Linked DNA regions of Homo sapiens: region 1 is linked to region 2. Evidence: read pairs that join two places in POLR2A ChIA-PET (ENCODE). Cell type or tissue: IMR-90. All regions are shown on one strand. Links, peaks and the distances in the headings refer to the core of each region. The heading gives the core; the rest is flanking DNA.

The links. ChIA-PET counts read pairs that join two places held together with the same protein. Peaks named below come from ENCODE experiments on the same cell type or tissue, not always from the same donor. Only the 100,000 strongest peaks of a DNase experiment are listed, where the experiment ranks them.
Region 1: POLR2A ChIA-PET joins it to region 2 with 11 read pairs; 2 of 35 experiments call an interaction of 5 or more read pairs at or near these places.

The regions. Positions count from the first base shown.
Region 1 is chr12:6,762,064-6,771,057 of GRCh38, forward strand. PTMS (parathymosin) reads left to right here and starts at 4,300. Exons shown (of 5, transcript NM_002824.6): 1 at 4,300-4,687; 2 at 7,540-7,611; 3 at 7,858-7,936; 4 at 8,094-8,155; 5 at 8,329-8,889. The coding sequence starts at 4,643. The coding sequence ends at 8,379. RefSeq lists silencers at 4,165-4,494, 4,605-5,104. In IMR-90, for the core only: a CTCF peak has its summit at 4,885; DNase peaks (open chromatin) are centred at 2,308, 4,218 and 4,908; H3K4me3 peaks cover 4,063 bases; H3K27ac peaks cover 5,430 bases.
Region 2 is chr12:6,508,982-6,519,050 of GRCh38, forward strand. NCAPD2 (non-SMC condensin I complex subunit D2) reads left to right here. Exons shown (of 32, transcript NM_014865.4): 3 at 736-811; 4 at 1,094-1,152; 5 at 1,648-1,829; 6 at 2,129-2,271; 7 at 5,284-5,411; 8 at 5,483-5,606; 9 at 5,792-5,939; 10 at 7,847-8,044; 11 at 8,384-8,518; 12 at 8,615-8,702; 13 at 8,798-8,978. It also overlaps SCARNA10. Among named protein-coding and RNA genes, the nearest start is that of NCAPD2, 20 kb to the left of the region's middle. In IMR-90, for the core only: no CTCF peak of the experiment used is centred there; no DNase peak of the experiment used is centred there.

The sequences.
Region 1 (8,994 bases), core at 995-8,994, 250 kb after region 2:
CCCGATCTCTATGAAAAATAAAAAAATTAGCCAGGTGTGGTGGGGCGTCTCCAGTCCTAGCTACTGAGGCTGAGGTGGGAGGATCACTTGAGCCCCTGGAGGCAGAGGTTGCAGCGAGCTAAGATCGTGCTACTGTGCTCCAGCCTGGGTGACAGAGTGAGACCCTGTCCCAAAAAAAAAAAAAAAGAATCTGAAGGAGAGGTACAAAGGTGAAACCCATTCTTTTTTTACTGGGGAGAAATTTCATGGAGAAAAGTAGGAAAACCACAAAAACTTTGGTTGTGATGTTCAAAACATAAAAGAGACTTCCAACCAGGACATCTTCCCAGTAGTTACTGGGAAGATCTCAAGTCAGACGGAGGGAAGCCAGTATCCTGGCAGCATGGTGTGTTTTCCCAGCTTCCTTGAAGAAGGTTGAGAGAGCTGTGAGATTGAGTCCAAAATGGTGCCACTGGGCTAGGAAATAGATGGTTTATTGAGCTTTCTTGTTTGTCCCTGGTGTGGTGTTAGATACTATGCCACAGGAGACATTAGTATGGGTGGAAGACCAAGGAAGGCGATTGGGTGTTGAGAACAACATATGGGAAAAAGGGATACGGGTCTGCAAAGTCAGGAGGAATCAGGGAGGCACTGCAGAAAAGGAGTACCCACGGAGACGGGACGCATGATGGATGTGCCTTAATGTTGCCTGGAAGATCATCTCTCCTTATTTTTAACACCCATGGAGGTAACACACTCAATCATGATCCGGCCAGGTGCGATGACTCATGCCCGTACTCCCAGCACTTTGGGAGGCCGAGGTGGGCAGATCACCTGAGGTCAAGAGTTCGACACCAGCTTGGCCAACATAGTGAAACCCCGTCTCTACTGAAAATACAAAATTATCCAGGTGTGGTGGCACATGCCTGTAATCCCAGCTGCTTGGGAGGCTGAGGCATGAGAGTTGCTTGAACCCAGGAGGCAGAGGTTGTAGTGAGTGGAGATTGTGCCACTGCACTGCAGCCTGGGTGACAGAGTGAGACTCTGTCTCAAGACAACAATAATAAAAAAACATGATCGAAGTTAGGCTAATTTAGGTCTTCCTCTAGGACTCCATCTCCTCTCAACTCTCCACTGACTTTCGTTTTGAAAAGTTTTAGATTGAAAATAAAAAAAGCAAAGGAAAATGGGGTAAATGGGGGATAGAAAATGAGGTCACTGGGAATGGAATGGGGATAAAGTAAAACGAGGAGTGGAGATAGCCCCCCCAACTTTCAGGTCTCTGTCTTCCAAGGCCTTGAATGATAACTAGGCCTTCCTTACCCCTTAACCAACAGGAGAAATAGGCACACTGAAAAAATCCAGGAAGCTGGAGAGGGGGAAGAATTCACCAAGAATGAGATGGAAATAACTAGAATTGAACACTTCCCACACATGGTATCAAGGTAAATTTCTAGGATGTCAGGCCAGAAGTCATCGTTTCCAGGGGGCTCAGACCTTCCTTGTTCTCACCTGGTCACCTTTTTCCCGCTTTCAGAAAATGTGTAAGAAGCACATGCTTCCCCCATTCAACTAGTGGGAGAAATTCTCAATTGGACTGTAGAGTAAGGTAATTCTAGGAATAGGCAAGCCTCCACAAAGCCTCAGAAATAGTTCCACAGAGAAAAGCAAACACAGGCCATTTAGCACCGTTGGCCCCAGAGGCTCTGAGGCTAACCCCTAGGACTGTCGGGTGGCTTTCAGATCCCACTCACTCCACATTCATCCCAAGTCTCACTTCCAGCTTCTTTCTCATGAAGCCAAGACTTCAGAAGACTGGTTTGTTGTCCAACCAGAGAGAGATGGCTAAAGGATGCTTCATCCACCAGGAAAGGAATTCGATCCAGGCCTCCAGCTTTCTAGATCTTTTCCCTGGGGTCCCTCGGACCCTAGTGTTCAAGCTCTTAGATTCTCAAGGCACTCCCTTGGGCTTTGGGGCAGGATTCCCATTCTCTGCCTCTCCATCTCTCTGGAATTTTCCACTGCAGCTGCCTCTGCTCCCAGACACCCCTCCCTGGGCAAAATTCCCGGCTCCCTCCGCCTCCCCTTCCCTAATCACACCTCATTCCCACCCCCAGCCCTGAGGCCCAGCCCACAGTCCGGCCCACAGCCCACGCTAACCCTGGTGGTCCCAGTTAGAGAAGTGGGAGGCCAGGTCCCTTATGGAAGGGTGAGAGGGAGTGTCCCAGCCTCTCTTTAGGGCGGGGAGAAGGGACACTGGAGGGGCTGGTCCCCTGTGGGGCTGGAGTTGGGGGAGTGGCCCTCCTCACATCCCCATATAAGGCAGGGCAAGCAGTTAGGCTTCTGGATTGGCTGATTCAAATGAGCATTCCACCTGGCAACAGGGTTTCTATTGGCTATCAGGAAAAATAGGAGGAAGGTGGATGGAGGTTGTTGGTGGCGGTGATTGGAGGGGGGAGAGGAGTGGAGGTGACCGGAGTGGGGGGCGGTTACCAGGGCAACAGGGTAAGAGCCCAGCAGGGTGTCCGAGACAGCAGGCGGGGCTGGGAGGTGGAGTGGAGGGAAGAGGAAAGGAAGGCGGGAGGGAGAGGAAAGAGCCTGATGGGGAGGGAGCGAGACTGGGAGACTGGGTTGTTGGTTGGGCGGGGGGGGGAGTAGCAAAGGATCGAGGAGAGGGAGATAAATGAAGCAAGAGGAGTACAGAGATGGAGACGGTGAGAGACGGCTGAAGACATCAGCCAGTGAGTCAGAGAAACAGATTGAGAGAGGGACATGGAAAGATCTCAGAAAAGATGGACAGAGTCCGGCAAGGAAAAATCCTGGGTGGGGCCCCAAGATTTTTGAGGAGACTGAGACTGAAATATTGATAGAAAAGTCAGAAAGAGAAACTGGGAGGCGTGTACATCAAGGGACCAAAAGATGGTGTATTTAAGCACTCAAACACAAAATAATGATAATGATCATCAACGTAGTTTTTTATTAATAAAATGAAAATAATAAGATGAGGAATAATGATAATGACAGACAAATATGGGAGTGCACGCACACCAAAGGTCTTTTTCCAAACCCCAGCCTTCCACTCTGTCCACCTTCCTGACCTTTAATACACAACCCAGCCCCTGTTCCCTTCTGAAATCCCAAGCTTTTCAAAATGACTCAAAGATACCGAGATTGAGGGCGAGGAGCTGAGGATGTGTGGAATAGGGTGGGGCTGGAACTCCAGACCTGGACCTGTATTATATTTGCAAAGGAGGCAAATATAACCCAGAAAGGCTAGGGAAGATGGCAGCAGAGGAATGAGAAAAGCTGAAGGATGGAAAATGTAAAAAATGAGGACAGAAAGAGGAGTTGAGGAAAGCCAGCCAAGAATAGAGGGCCAGGTGCCTGACTCAGATAAGACAAGAGCAGGGTTGTCTGGGAAAGATAGGGAAAGAGACCAGAGGTGGAAGGGCAGAAGAGAGTCAGTGAGGAGTGGAGAAGAGGTGAGAGAAGAATGGGAGCGATTCGAGTTATAATTGGTTGTGAAGGAGGGGTCTAGGTACAGATGACTGAGGACGGATGAAGAGAAATAGAAGGACCAGGCGAATAAAAGTGAGGTGAGACGGGCGAATAAGAGAGGTAGAAGATGGAAGAGAGCTGGAAGACAGCAAAGGAGACCAGGGGGCCTGACTCCCCCCGGCTCACAGCACGGGGCCAGGAAGGGAGGCACCCGGCAAGGGTCACAAGTGTCAATCTGGCGGGACAGAAGGCTGGGCCGCCCTTTCTGCCCTCCCATCCCTCCTCAAGGCCATCCAGAGAATGTGGATGGAGGATGAGAGGGGGAAATCCGGCGTGGTGTGGAAGGAGCGCCCGAACCCTCTTCCTCTTCTTTAAGCTTTTGGTTTCTCAAATACCTGCCCTATCTTCCCATCTGCTCCCCTCACCCCACCCCTTGGCAAAATCCCAGGGCTTTTTTTGGGGTCAGTAGGATTCTGGCCACCTCTCCAGTCCGCCCCCAAAAGCCAGACTCCACATTCGCAGGCAGTAGGTTGGGATTTGGAAAGGTGCCTCCCCGCAGGAACCCCACCCCTTCCCACCTCCTCGCCCCACTCTTTCTCCGCGGCCGTCAGTCTCTCCATTTCCCCCTCCTGGTCTCGTCCTCCCTCCCGACTCCCTAGCTCTCCCTCCCCTCGCTTTCATCCTCCTATCCCCACCTCTCCAACCTCCTCTTTCATCCCCCTCCCCTCTCCTCTCCTCCCCGCTCCCGCCTGCCCCACCCCTGGGAAGCCCCTCCCGTCGGGCAGCGCCGCCTTATAAGCGGGTTCCCTTCCCGGGGGCGGCAGCGGCTGGTCGGCGGCAGCTCTGCTGGTGCGGGGGCGGCGAGCCCGGGATCGAGCTACCGCGGCCGAGCGCGCCGGCCACCGCCTGCACCGCCCTTCCGCCCGCCCTCCGGACGGCCGCAGCCCTGCGGGTCTCCGCTCCAGACCCACCCCCGCCCCACCCCGCGCGCCTCTGCCGCCTCTTCCAGAGACCCAGCTTGCCGAGCGGCCGCCGCTGCCGCTGTCGCCGCCGCCGCCGCCACCGCGCCAGGTTCCGGCCGCGGCCACCCTCCGCCGTCCAGGGCCCCTCCGTCTCGGCCCCGGGACCCCGGCTCCCCGCCAGCCCCGGCCCCGGCCCCGGCACCATGTCGGAGAAAAGCGTGGAGGCAGCGGCCGAGTTGAGCGCCAAGGTACGGGCGGGGGCGGCGGCGGCCCGGACCTCGCGCAGCCCTGGGGCCCGGCGCGGTCCTTCGCCCCAGGCCGCCCCCGACGGCCCCGCGCGGCCCTTGCGCCCGGGTCCTGGCGGACCCCACTGCGCCCTCCCACCGCTCCCCGGCCCGGAGCTCCTTTCCCGGCTCCGCGCGGCTAGCGCCAGCGCCCTCTAGCTGCCCTGCGCGCACCACGGCGCCCGGCCTCGCCGCTCCGGTCGCGCCGTCCCCCGCAGCCGTCCCCACCCCTCTTCGGCCCCACCTCGCTGACCGGATCCCGTCCGGCTTCCCGTCCGAACGCCCCGAGTCTCACTTTGCCGCGCCCCCTCCCTGCGCCCCGCTGCCGCGTCTTTGCTTGCAACCTGACCTCACCTTTCCTCGCTAAGCGGTTTGAGATCCTCAAGTGTAAACAGGACTCTCCCTGGAGGCTGCTCCTCCGGGCCCCTCCCCGCGGCCCGACCGTCGCTCGCTTCTCTCCCCGGACGGCGGCCGCCTCTGTTTTCTCGTTCCCTCCCCTCAGCTGGCTTTCAGCTTTCTTTTCTCTTCATCGTCCCCTTCCCGCATACACACTGAAAGAATCTCGAATTCCTAAAAATTAGAAGCGGGGCAGGACTAGCCTTCGAAAAAGCCGAGGCTGGGCATTGCATGGCATTGCGTCGAGCTGTCCTCGCCCTCATCAGCTCCCTTCCCCGGCCCCATCCGTTCGCCCTTGCCTCTCTTCCAGCCTTCCTCTAATTTCCCCAGGGAACCTGCGGAGTGTCGCTTTGGGAAATTAACGCGGCCGGGGTTTGGGGGCTGGGAGCCCTATCTTGTGTGTGTATGTGTATGGCGGGGGGGGGGGGCGCGGTGGTTGCTGAGGGGCCGTCACACAGGTCTCCCGGAGGCCCGCGGAGTGAAACGGGGGGAGCCAATGGGATTAACGGCGGTGGGAGAGGGGCTGTGTGCGATCTGCCAAGGTGCGCCCGTGTGGCCCTCCGGCGGGCTGTGCGGTGGCATGTGACTTCACTGAGTAGGTGTCTTTGTATGTCTGAAATCCAGCGAGTGTGTGGGACTGCCCGTGTCAGTTACATGTGTGCATGTGGAGACGTAGATGTTCTGGAGCCATGTTGTCGCTTTGTGAGTGCTGAGTGGCTCCGCTGTGCTCCCGTGCTGTCTCAAGAGTGTGGACCAGAATGGCCCAACGCTGGGCCATGTGTCTCCCATCGCGTGGGTGCTCCTCTCTAACTGTGTCTGTGCATGGCTGTCGGCCGGTGTCGGTGTGTGTGCCTGTGTTGAGTAAATGAGGCCAGAGGGCTGCTTAGCAGAAGACCTAGGGCCCAGGTCACATATTCTCCTGGAAAAGGGATCATGGAAGGACAGTGACCAGAAGGACAGAACAGGGGAGGAGAGGGCCCGGCCCCTTGAACTTTGGTCTCTGGTATTCTCCCTCCCTGCATCAGCCCAGATGGGAAAGTCAGGCCAGGGCCATACAGACTTTTGGTGCTGGGGCCCCCAGAGAGAAGCTGACCAGCTCTTTGCTCTCCTGGCCCAGGACGTAGGGAAGAGCCCCCTAGGTAGTGGAAATGCCATACTGACCTTGTGGCACAGAAATGAAGACCTCACGGTGGGGTGGAAGGGCACCCTCTCTGGAGTGAGAGTGAAGAGTTCTGAGCTACCCTTAAAGGGAGAAGGGAATTGAGTGCCCCCCAGGGCAGCCGTTCTGCACCAGGCTCCTCTCCTATCCCCTATCCTGTTCCAGAAAGGACCCCCCCGCCCAGGGTGATCTCACACAGGAGACTTCCATTCACATGGAATCAGATACACAGCGTGGCACACCAACACCAGATCAGATCACACAAGGACACCTACCGTGTTACACTGTGCCTGCCAAGGAGTGGGTGGGGAGAGCACTGGAATCTGAATTGGGAGGCTAGTGTAGTGTCCAGAAGGGACTCAGATGTGCCATATCAGCACAGGACGTCAACCTATGCCTGCTAGGATCTTGGGGTGAAGGAGAGGGGCTGGCTGGTGGGAGGGTCTCCTAGACTGGTCCCTCCCTCTTCTCCATTCCTATCCCACCCCAGTCACAGACCTTGTTTGTTGCTCTCTCCTTGTTTCCCACGCCTGCTACTCTTCCCCTCCTTGTTTTCTCTTCTACTTCACCTACATTTCCACCGTAAATGGCTACTTCCACTACACCCATGCATACACCATGGGAGGCAGGGATAGAGGAAACTACTTGAACTGTTTTGGGGCGGGGAGGGCAGAAAGTGGGAGGGGTGCTGGGAATGTGCTAAGGTGTAGTGTTTGGCCAAGTAGGGGCCTGAGGATTAGGGAGACACAGATGGAGAGAAACAAAGACCTTAGAAGCTGAAGGGGAAGCTGGGAGGGATGCCCAGGAGAGAGAGTCCTCAGGAAAAGGCCCCAGAGGTAGACAAAAGGCAGAGCTGGGCGGGCAGTGGCGGGGCAGGCAAGGGAGGCGGAGGGACACAGGAGGGGGCGGGGCACTGAGGCTGCAAGCAGATGGAGAGGATTTGCTTTGCTGAGCTGAACTCTTCAGCCAGTGAGGTTTGGGAGAACTTGATGGGGGTGGGGATCATTACCCTGGTTGCCCGCTCCTGCTTCTTCATCCCTTTCCCACCTCACCTTGGGTCTTGGGGAAGGAGGTGTTTGGTCTCAACCCCTTCATGGCCCTAATGTAAGGACCCTAGGGCCCCTATTCTGTCTCTAAGCTGTGGCCACCTTATTCAGTTCACACACCTCTAAGCTCACTACAGAGGGAGAACTGGGGCTGCAGGGACTTAGGGGCTGCAAGCCATTTGTGGTGAGAAAGGTGACCTCTTTCTCCTTTGCAGGACCTGAAGGAGAAGAAGGAGAAGGTGGAGGAGAAGGCAAGCCGGAAAGAGCGAAAGAAAGAAGTGGTGGAGGTGTGGAGGGGTGGGGGAGAGGACCACATCTGCCCTACCATCTTCCCTCCCAATCATCTCATCCTTCCTCTGCTTTCCTTCCGAGGGTGCTGGGTCCTGCCGTTCCCCTGAGCCCTGTCACCCTTGCTGCCCCACCCTGTGGCCCATCCCAAGCCCTTTTATCACCCAGGCTCCAGTCCCATTGGTGGTGATGGTGGGCAAGGCATGCAGCCAGCCTGAGGCTACTCCCTCTCCTGGTCCCCACAGGAGGAGGAGAACGGGGCTGAGGAGGAAGAAGAAGAAACTGCCGAGGATGGAGAGGAGGAAGATGAAGGGGAAGAAGAAGGTGGGGAGGGGCAGGGGAGGCTGGGCTGGCAAAGTCTGGGCTCAAAGGAGAGCAGAGTCAGGGTGGGTTTGAAGACCTGAAGCAGGGCTGAGGGCGACCACGGGGGCTCTGCCAGAGCTTCCTGCCCTTCCCCAATGACCCATTTCTGGCTCCTCAGATGAGGAAGAAGAAGAAGAGGATGATGAAGGGCCCGCGCTGAAGAGAGCTGCCGAAGAGGAGGTTTGGGCTGGGTTGCTGGGCCTGAGGGGCTGTCAGGGATGCAGCCGGGCTGGGCGCCCTTTGGATTTGGACCCAGATCCCTGTGTGGCAGGGGTGGGGGCTGGAACAGGACCGGGACAGGGGGAGGTCTCCCCTCCCATTTTACAGCTCCCCCATTCTCTCCCTCTCCACAGGATGAAGCGGATCCCAAACGGCAGAAGACAGAAAATGGGGCATCGGCGTGAGCCCCTGCCAACAGGCTGGGGTTGGGAGGCCTCTCTGGGCCTGGAGGTGGGGGTGGGGGCAGCCAAGTCCAGCCACTCTTCACCTGGCTCCCTGCTCTGGGCCCTGCACCAGAGCTGCCACCCTCTTCTTTCTCCCCAGCCTTCTCATTTCCGCCTCTCCAGACACTGCGCCCTCCACCCTCACTCTGCCATTGTTCCACCTCCTGACCTGCTCCATCTGAGCTCTCCAGCTGGCCCCCAATTGCTCCTCTCTCTCTTTGCTCTCTTTCTCCCTCCCCTACCAGCCTCATTCTTCCTCCGGTAGCCTCTCCCACCTAACCTCTGCATCCCCCAGCCTCATGTCCTGCCCCATCCCTATCCTGCCTGATCCCTGGATCTCCCTCAGATCCCCTCTTCTCAGACAGCGCCAGGCCGGGGTGGGGCCGGGGTTGGGGCCGAGCCCCACAGCTGCCCCCCTCCCCTCCCTTTTTGTATAATTTAATAAAGAAATGGTCGCGCTTCTGTTTTTAACCTGTCTCCTGCTTTCCCGGGGGCTCCAGTCAGTGCGACAAAAGGGTAGAGAGGGAGGAGGGTGGCTGACCTCCCATTCTGCCAGGACCCTTCCCTTTGATACAA
Region 2 (10,069 bases), core at 948-8,947:
ATGAAAGATAAAGACTGGAGGAGAGGAAGGAGACCTGACAACTAAGTGCATTGTGGGATCCTGAAGCAGAAAAAGGACACAAATAGGATAAACTTTTTTTTTTTTTTTAAAAGATCCTGAGTTTGTGTTCCCTCCTAACTACTGTAAGTTGGACAAGTCATATAACTACTCTAAGGTGTAAAGTAGGCGTGGTACTGTCTGCTTTTGCTCAGGTGTGGTGAAGCTCAAACAAGGCTTTAATTGTAACACAAATATAAGATATCATCATCATTATTTTATTTTATTTTTTTTTGAGATGAGACGGAGTTTTGCTCTTGTTGCCCAGGCTGGAGTGCAATGGCACGATCTTGGCTCACTGCAACCTCCACCTCTTGGGTTCAAGCAATTCTCCTGCCTCAGCCTCCCTAGTAGCTGGGATTACAGGCGCCTGCTACCACACCCAGCCAATTTTTTGTATTTTTAGTAGAGATGGGGTCTCACGATGTTGGCCAGGCTGGTCTCAACTTCTGACCGCAGGTAATCCACCCGTCTCAGCCTCCCAAAGTGCTGGGATTACAGGCGTGAGCCACCATGCCCGGCTCTCATCGTCATTATAGGTTACATTGAAGTGAACTGTTTGTCTCTTTTTTGTGATTCTACCAATAAAAGCAATAAACCTAGTTTTCTGCCATGGATAGAATTTACTGAAAAGGTTTCTCTTCCCTCCAAATTGATTTGTTTTTTCCATCTTCATAGCTTTTCAGGCTGCCTTTCGAGCTCAGGGGCCCCTGGCTATGCTGCAGCACTTTGATACTATCTACAGCATTTTGCAGTAAGTGAAACACCCAACTGGTACTTTAAAAAGAACTGGTGACTGTTTGTCCTAACTGTGCATGTTAGTCCTGAAATTCCAAGTTATAGGTTCACTGATAAATGCCTCTGGATATTGATATCTCTACTGATGAGCATGTACCCAGCTTGCCACCGTATTTATTCAGTTGAACAATTTCACGTGTATTTTTAAACATTCGATTCCACGGGTTAGATCTGATCTGTTAGAAGGGGCTCTGCAGGCTCCTTCCTGTCTCACCCCCACACTTTCTTTCCCTCATAGTCACTTTCGAAGTATAGATCCTGGCCTCAAAGAAGATACTCTGCAATTCCTGATAAAAGGTGTTTATGGGTCAGGGGGTAGGGGATGGAAGGTGTTTGTTATCGTTTGTTTGTTTGTCTGTTTGTTTGTTTTTCCTACATTTTGTCAGCCACATGATGATATCAAGGCTGTTGTGATTCAGTTGGTTTGGCTAAGCCCAGGGACCTTTGGCCTGTTAAAGGTCTGTAATCTTGGTGGGCGATACAGAGTTATGTGTGTTCACTGTAAGGGCAGACCAACAAGAACTTTTTCCTACTTTTGAGCTACCTCTTTTTAATAGGGGTGATTCTTCCAGTTGCTGGAGAGAAATTGTGGTAACTGGAGTGAGAGAGTAGGAACAGGGCATGTTCAGGGTATCAGGGCCAAGGGTCCTAAAGGACTTAGCTTGTGTTATGGCCACTGAGAGATGAAACACAGATCTTTGGTAATCTGATGGCTGCAAGTGCTGGGTGTTTTGAAGTTGGGGTATATGAAAGAAGTGAGTGAAACTGACTCCAAGATTCTGCCCCTCACAGTGGTATCCCGCCACTCCCAGGAGCTTCCAGCTATCCTGGATGATACAACTTTGAGTGGATCAGATAGAAACGCCCATCTAAATGCCCTCAAAATGAACTGTTATGCTCTGATACGTCTCCTGGAATCCTTTGAGACCATGGCCAGCCAGACAAACCTTGTGGACCTGGACCTTGGTGGGAAGGTAATTTGGAGTTTTGGGCTCACGTTATATGGGGTCTGGGGAGATAGGGGAATAGATGGAAAAGAAGGGAATCCAATGATCCACAAATCCTTTCTGTCCTCATTGAGAATTTAGGAGAAAGAACTCAAAAGTGTCACACGTTTTCTTCCTGGACAAGTAGCGCTGTGGAACTTGTAATATTTCTTCCGTATTACCTTCTATGTTGTCTTGGTACTAGATTGTTTGGGCACTCAGACTGACAGATCTTGACCCACTTTTTTCCCTTATTTTTTCCTCAATGTATACATGATCCTTTTTAGGGTAAGAAAGCTCGGACCAAGGCAGCCCATGGCTTTGACTGGGAAGAAGAGAGGCAACCAATTCTTCAGCTTTTAACACAGCTACTTCAGTTGGACATCCGTCACCTGTGGAACCACTCAATAATTGAAGAAGAATTTGTCAGGTGGGTAGGGAGGATGGCTACAGATAATACTGAGCTGTGAGAGTGAGGCTCTGTTGATAGATATGCCGTTTTTTTGGTTTTGTTTTTTTTTTGTGGGGGGACAGAGCTTCACTCTTGTCGCCCAGGCTGGAGCGCAGTGGTTCAATCTCGGCTCACTGCAGCCTCTACCTCCTGGGTTCAAGCAATTTTCCTGCCTCAGCCTCCCGAGTAGCTGGGATTACAGGTGCCCGCCACCACAAGCTGATTTTTGTATTTTTAATAGAGACGGGTTTTGCCATGTTGGCCAGGCTGGTCTTGAACTCCTAACCTCAGGTGATCTCCCTGCTTTGGCCCCCCAAAGTGCTGGGATTACAGGTGTGAGCCACCACGCCCAGCCAGAAGTCTATTTTTAAAATAAGTAAAATAAGTTTGATGGAAGAAGGTTGTGATTTTAAATCAGCTACTCTAGGCCCGGTGCGGTGGCTCACGCCTATAATCCCAGCACTCTGGGAGGCCGAGGCGAGTGGATCACCTGAGGTCAGGAGTTCAAGACCGGCCTGGCCAACATGGTGAAACCTTGTCTCTACTAAAAAAATATGAAAATTAGCTGTGCATGGTGGTGTGTGCCTGTAATGCCAGCTACTTGGGAGGCTGAGGCAGGAGCATCACTTGAACCTGGGAGAGGGAGGTTGCAATGAGCTGAGATCGCACCATTGCACTCCATCCTGGGCGACAAGAGCAAAATCCCGTCTCAAAAAAAATAGATAGGGCCAGGCGCGGTGGCTCACGCCTGTAATCCCAGCACTTTGGGAGGCTGAGGCAGGTGGATCACGAGGTCAGGAGATCGAGACCACGGTGAAACCCCGTCTCTACTAAAAATACAAAAAAAAATTAGCCGGGCATGGTGGCGGGCGCCTCTAGTCCCAGCTACTCAGGAGGCTGAGGCAGGAGAATGGCGTGAACCCGGGAGGTGGAGCTTGCAGTGACCTGAGATCGCGCCACTGCACTCCAGCCTGGGCAACAGAGCAAGACTCCATCTCCAAAAAAAAAAAAAAAAAAAAAGATAGATAGATAGATAGACAGACAGACAAACAGACAGACAAGCTACTCTAGTAAGACTTCTTTGAGATGGTGACATTTGAGCAAAGACCCAGAGGAGGTGACTGAGAGCTATGAGAATATGTGGAGGAATAGCAAGGGCAGGGAAAAGGAATAGCATATGCAAAGACCTTGAGGAGGGAGCATGTCCAGCACGTACGAGCAATAGCAAGGAGGCCAGAGAGCTGACAGCTGAGAGCAGGTACGAGGGTTAGGCCGTGAGGCCATGGGAGCAGTGGGGAGCCAGACCGCAGGTTCTTGTGGGCCATCATGGTGACTTTGGCATTTCCTCAGAATGAAGTGGAGCCACTGGGGAGCCACAAGCAGGGAGGTGAGGTGACCTGACTTGTACTTCAACAGGGCCATCCTAGCTGTTGTATTGAAATCGACTATGGAGGGAAAGGGGAAGCAAGAGACCAGTTAAGAGGCTGTTCCAATAACTCAAGCAAGAGATGATGGTCTCTTAGACCAAGGCGTGGCAGTGGAGATGGGGAGAAGTAGTTGGATTCTATACTTTTTCCTTAAGGTAGAGCTTACAGGATTTGCTAACAGACTGGGTGTGAGGTGGGAGGGAGAGTTCAGTCAAGGATGACTCTCCCGGGTTTTGGTCTGAGCATTTGGAAGACTGGAGTTAATGGTAACTGAGATAGGGAGAAGGCTGTGAATAGGTGTTTTGGGAGGAAGATCAGATGTTCTGTTTTGGACATACAAAGTTTGAGGTGTTTATTAGCCACGTAAAGTCAGATTTGGACGTTGAATATATAGATCTGGAGTTCAGGAGAGAGGTCTGAGCTAGAGATAACACATTTGGGAATATAATAGTATTCAGAGCCGTGAGACTGAATGAAATTACCAAATCAGTAAGTGTAGCTAAAAGAGCAGGAATCCAAGGACTGGTACCCTAGGGCACTCCAGCATTAAGAGTGAGGATGCCGGGTGCATGGCTCACGCCTATAATCCTAGCACTTTGGGAGGCTGAGGCAGGAGGATCACTTGAGCCCAGGAGTTTGAGATCAGCCTGGACAACATAGTGAAACTGTGTCTCTACAAAAAATAGAAAAATTAGCTGGGCATGGTGGAGGCTGAGGTGGGAGCATCACCTGAGCTATGAGGAGGTCAAGGATGCAGTGAGCCGTGATTGCACCACTGCACTCCAGCCTGGGCAACAGAGGCAGACCCTGTCTCAAAAAAAAGAGTCTGAGGAGGAACTAGCCAAAGAAACTGAGAAAGGAGTCTTGTTCTTGTGTCCTGGAAGCGAGATAAAGCATATATTTCAAGGAGAAAGTGAGTGATTAACTGTATCACATGCAGCTGTGAAAGACCACTTGAGATGCAGATTGAATCAGTCGTTATATTTAGGAATGAGAAGTCATTGGTGACTTTGTCTTTTTTTTTTTTTTTTTTGTGATGGAGTCTCGCAATGTCGCCTGGCCTGGAGTGCAGTGGCATGATATCAGCTCACTGCAACCTCCACCTCCCAGGTTCAAGGGATTCTCCTGCCTCAGCCTCCCAAGTAGCTGGGATTACAGGCGCCCACCACCACACCCAGCTAATTTTTTGTATTTTTAGTAGAGACAGGGTTTCACTATGTTGGCCAAGCTGGTCTTGAATGCCTGACCTCGTGATCCACCTGCCTCGGCCTCCCAAAGTGCTGGGATTACAGGCATGAGCCACCACACCCGGCCAACTCTATCATATTTTTATGATATATTTAGGTTCTTTGTCAGCATCACAACTGGTTGAAAGTTGGTAATCTTGAAGGAAGGAGTACCTAACTGGGGTCAGCAAAGCAAAGCAACTTGTTATAGAAAGTAATGGCTAGAATAAAGAAAACCCTGACTTTGGGAGCAGTAGGGATAGAATGAATGAGGCAGGGCTCTGATACAATTGGATTCAGACAGCTGCTTTCATCATCTCAAACTCTTCCTTTCTCAGTTTGGTTACTGGCTGTTGCTACCGCCTTCTGGAGAATCCCACCATTAATCACCAGAAGAACCGCCCCACTCGGGAAGCCATAACACACCTGCTTGGTGTAGCCTTGACCCGTTATAACCATATGCTCAGTAAGTTACCAGTCGCTTTGCCCCGCCTTTTTTGTATTGCCCATAATTTCTCATGTTTAATGCTTCCACAGGTGCTACAGTGAAGATCATCCAGATGCTGCAGCACTTTGAACACCTGGCACCTGTACTGGTTGCAGCCGTGAGTCTATGGGCAACTGACTATGGAATGAAGAGCATAGTGGGAGAGATTGTAAGGTGACTCTTCCTTCTCGAAGTTTCTCATGCTTATTTTCCTTGGGGAGGGAATAAAGAAAGATTGGAAATACATTATCTGTGCAACAGTAGATTCCTTCAGATATTAGATACCTGTCTTACCTTCCCTTACTGGGAACTGAATAATTGATCTATGTTGCTATGGCTGTGTTTTCTTCCCTGTGTAGAGAGATTGGACAAAAGTGTCCCCAAGAGCTGAGTCGAGACCCTTCAGGGACAAAGGGCTTTGCAGCATTCCTGACAGAACTAGCAGAACGTGTCCCAGCTATCCTGATGTCCAGCATGTGCATTTTGCTAGATCACCTGGATGGAGAAGTAGGTGGTCCACTAGGGGTCACTGAGCTTTTTCTGGGGATTTTAAGTCCAGTGTTGAAAGGCTGTTTCTTAACAGAACAAGAAAGTAGCTTTGACAAGTTGTCTAGATTTATCATTGTGACATTTCCTTTCTGTAGAGAAGCAGGTCAAGTTTGTTGAATAAGGAGCTCTTTATTAATCTGTTAATCTTTCAATTCACATTGCTTTTATCCAGTTCTGGTAAGGGAGATGACATTTCTGCAGCTTAAGTCTAGTAAGAGCAACTCAGCTTTGATTTTTTTTTTTTCTTGGAGGTAGGATCTGGCTCTGTCACCCATGCTGGAGCATGATCATAGCTCATTGCAGCCTCGATCTCCTGGGCTCAAGCAATCCTCCCACCTCAGCCTCCCAAGTAGCTGGGACTTCAGGCACATACTACCATGCCTGGCTAATTTTTTTAGTTTTTGTAGAGGTGGGGTCTTGCCATATTGCCCAGGCTAGTCTCAAACTCCTGGTCTCAAGCAACCCTCCTGCCTCAGCCTCCCAAAGTGCTGGGATTGCAGGCGCTACCATGCTTAGCCTTCAGCTTTGATTCTGAGTCCCATCTGTTCCTCAGGATAAAGCGTCTTCCCACCAGCTGGCTTGCCTTGCTTCCTCAAACAATGAACTTTCTCAAATCAACCCATGTCATCTCTCTCAATTCTCTTTTATGCCTGAATGCTAACCTGGCTGATTCCCATACTGATGTTGGGCACTCCTAGGTGAATGTCAAGGACAAAGACAGTCCACTTGTTCATCTCATTTACTTTAACTTTTTGTGCAAGACCCTATTCTCTGGTTCTTAGCCTGGCAAAACCTTAACCCTGCTCTCCACTAGATTATGTATTGGACTTGCTGGCACTCTTAAGGCTGATTTCCATGTTTCTGTCTCATTTTCTGTCAGTAAAGCATCTGAAGGAGAGTGGGAGGGAAAGGAGGGGATATTTATTAGTAAGGATTAAAGACTTTGAGGCCAGGTGTGGTGGCTCACGCCTGTAATCCCAGCACTTTGGGAGGCTGAGGTGAGTGGATCACTTGAGGTCAAGAGTTTAAGACTAGCCTGGCCAACATGGTGAAATCCCATCTCTACTAAAAATACAAAAAAAAATTAGCTGGGTGTGGTGGCGCGCACCTGTAATCCTAGCTACTCGGGAGGCTGAAGTGGGAGGGTTGCTTGAACCTGGGAAATGGAGGTTACAGTGAGCCGAGATCGCACCACTGCACTCCAACCTGGGTGACAAAACGAGACTCTGTCTCAAAAAAAAAACCAAAAAAAACCACACAGACGGGCGCGGTGGCTCACGCCTATAATCTCAGCACTTTGGGAGGCCGAGGAGGGTGGATCACGAGGTCAGGAGTTTGAGACCAGCCTGGCCAATATGGTGAAATCCTGTCTCTACTAAAAATACAAAAATTAGCTGGGTGTGGTGGCGGGCACCTGTAATCCCAGCTGCTTGGGAGGCTGAGGCAGGAGAATCACTTGAACCCGGGAGTCAGAGGTTGCAGTGAGCCGAGATGGCGCCACAGCACTCCAGCCTGGGCAACAGAGCAAGACTCCGTCTCAAAAACAAACAAACAACCACAATAACAAAGGCTTTGAGACCTCAGCTGAAGGGTAGTTAATAAATGCTTTTCAAATGTGTGTTGGTGAGTGGATGTGATTTTTTTATTCAGCTACTACCATGCTTTCCTGTGTGAGCCCTATGAGGAAAAATTGGTTTTGGCCCTTGTTCTAGCATTCTCTGAGCAACAAGTCCTCTTTGGGATTCAGCTTTCTCCTGTGACCTTGGGAGTGAATACCTAGGCAGTTAATGGAAAAAGTTATGGCCAAGCACAAGCAAGCTTCGCCTTGACTAAAGGTTTGACCCCTCTATGCTTCTCTCTCTTAGAATTACATGATGCGTAATGCTGTGCTGGCAGCCATGGCGGAGATGGTGCTGCAGGTTCTCAGTGGCGATCAACTGGAAGCAGCAGCCCGAGACACCAGAGACCAGTTCTTGGATACTTTACAAGCCCATGGCCATGATGTCAACTCCTTTGTGCGGAGCCGTGTTTTGCAGCTCTTCACCCGAATTGTCCAGCAGAAGGTAACCAACTTCTATGTGGCAAAAACATATGGTACCTCTCCATATACCAGTGTAAAGAGGAATCCAGTGTTGAAGATAAATATCTGCCCCAAAGAGGTCTAGAATTCACATTTTTATTATCAGTAGTAAAAGTCTTCCTCTACCAAGGACGAGGATATCTGGCTCCCTTTAAGGACTGTAATGTGTCTTACCACTACAAGGAGTACTCCTAATCTATATTCTGTAGAAAGGGTTTTTAGAGTGAGTGGGTAGCTCAGTTTAGAGTATACTTAAAGATCATCTTGAACAAAATGGATGATGTGGGACTTGAGCAGATTCTTCTCTTCCTACCCTACACAGGCTCTCCCCCTGACACGTTTCCAGGCAGTGGTGGCTTTAGCTGTGGGACGTCTGGCAGACAAGTCAGTGCTAGTATGTAAAAATGCCATCCAGCTGCTGGCCAGTTTTCTAGCCAATAATCCTTTCTCCTGCAAGGTAAGTAGACTTGGTCCACCAAAAGAGAAGGAATTAAATGGAAACAGGGATGAAATTATGTCATTTACTGACCCTGCTATTCATTTTACCTGATAGCTTAGTGATGCTGACCTTGCCGGACCACTGCAGAAGGAGACCCAGAAATTACAAGAGATGAGGGCCCAGAGGCGAACTGCAGCAGCTTGTAAGTAGTTACTGCCTTGGAGTCCTAATGCCAGACAGGCTTCTCCTTGCAGTCAGAAACTCTAGTGAAAGAGACTAAGTGACACTCTCATTTAGCTGCAGTGCTGGACCCAGAGGAGGAGTGGGAAGCCATGCTGCCAGAGTTGAAGTCTACCCTGCAGCAGCTTCTACAGCTTCCCCAGGGAGAGGAGGAGATTCCTGAGCAAATTGCCAATACAGAGACAACTGAAGATGTGAAAGGACGCATCTATCAACTGCTTGCCAAAGCTAGTTACAAGTAGGCAAAAGAATGGGATATTCTTCGTGATCTGTTTATGTTTAGAGTTAACCTTTGAGAAACTTACATAATGTGTCTTTTAAATTAACTGCACACAGATATGCTGCCACCAGGTGATGGTAGATGTTTTCATGTAGTAATGGTCTGACCATAGGCCTAGTCCACAATTAAGCATGTGTTTCTACTTTATAAATGTTTAAAAAAACTACTGAAACAATTAAATGTTAACAGTATTATAATCAAACATGAGTCCTCCTTCAATTGAAGAAGAGCACCTATAAATAAGTTCTAGTTGTATGATCTTGAATAAGTTGCTTAACTTTCTGTGCCTCGGTTTCATTATCTATAAAATAAGAAATTGATTAGATCTTATGATCTCTAAGGACTTTCTAATTCTAAATTTCATGAACTAATAATATCAAACATGCTTAATACTACCTTAATCTTCAAACCTAGTATGAATCCTGATCTTAGAGAAAAGATTTCTCCTAGTGTTTTTGTGACTCTAGAACTTAACAACAAAAGCCCTTACAGCCGTCAACAAGTTTTTTTTTTTTTTTTTTTTTTTTTTTTTTGAGATGGAGTCTCACTCACTCTGTTGCCCAGGCTGCAGTACAGTGACACGATCTTGGCTCACTGCAACCTCTGCCTCCCAGGTTCAAGCAATTCTCGTGCCTCAGCCTCCCAAGTAGCTGGGACCACAGGCGCGCACCACCACACCGCACTAATTTTTTTATTTTTAGTAGAGACAGGGTTTCACCATATTGGCCAGGCTGGTCTTGAACTCCTGACCTCAGGTGATCCACCCATCTCAGCCTCCCAAAGTGCCATGATTACAGGCGTGAGCCACCGCACTCGGCTGCCAACAAGTATTCTTAAACCTCAGCCACAAGTTATTTGTTATTTATTTACTTCTTACCTAATTGGGCTGAATTTTTTTTTTGGAGACGGAGTCTTGCTCTGTTGCCCAGGCTGGAGTGCAGTGGTGCGATCTTGGCTCACTGCAACCTCCACCTCCTGGGTTCACGCCATTCTCCTGCCTCAGCCTCCCGAGTAGCTGGGACTACAGGCGCCCGCCACCACGCCCGGCT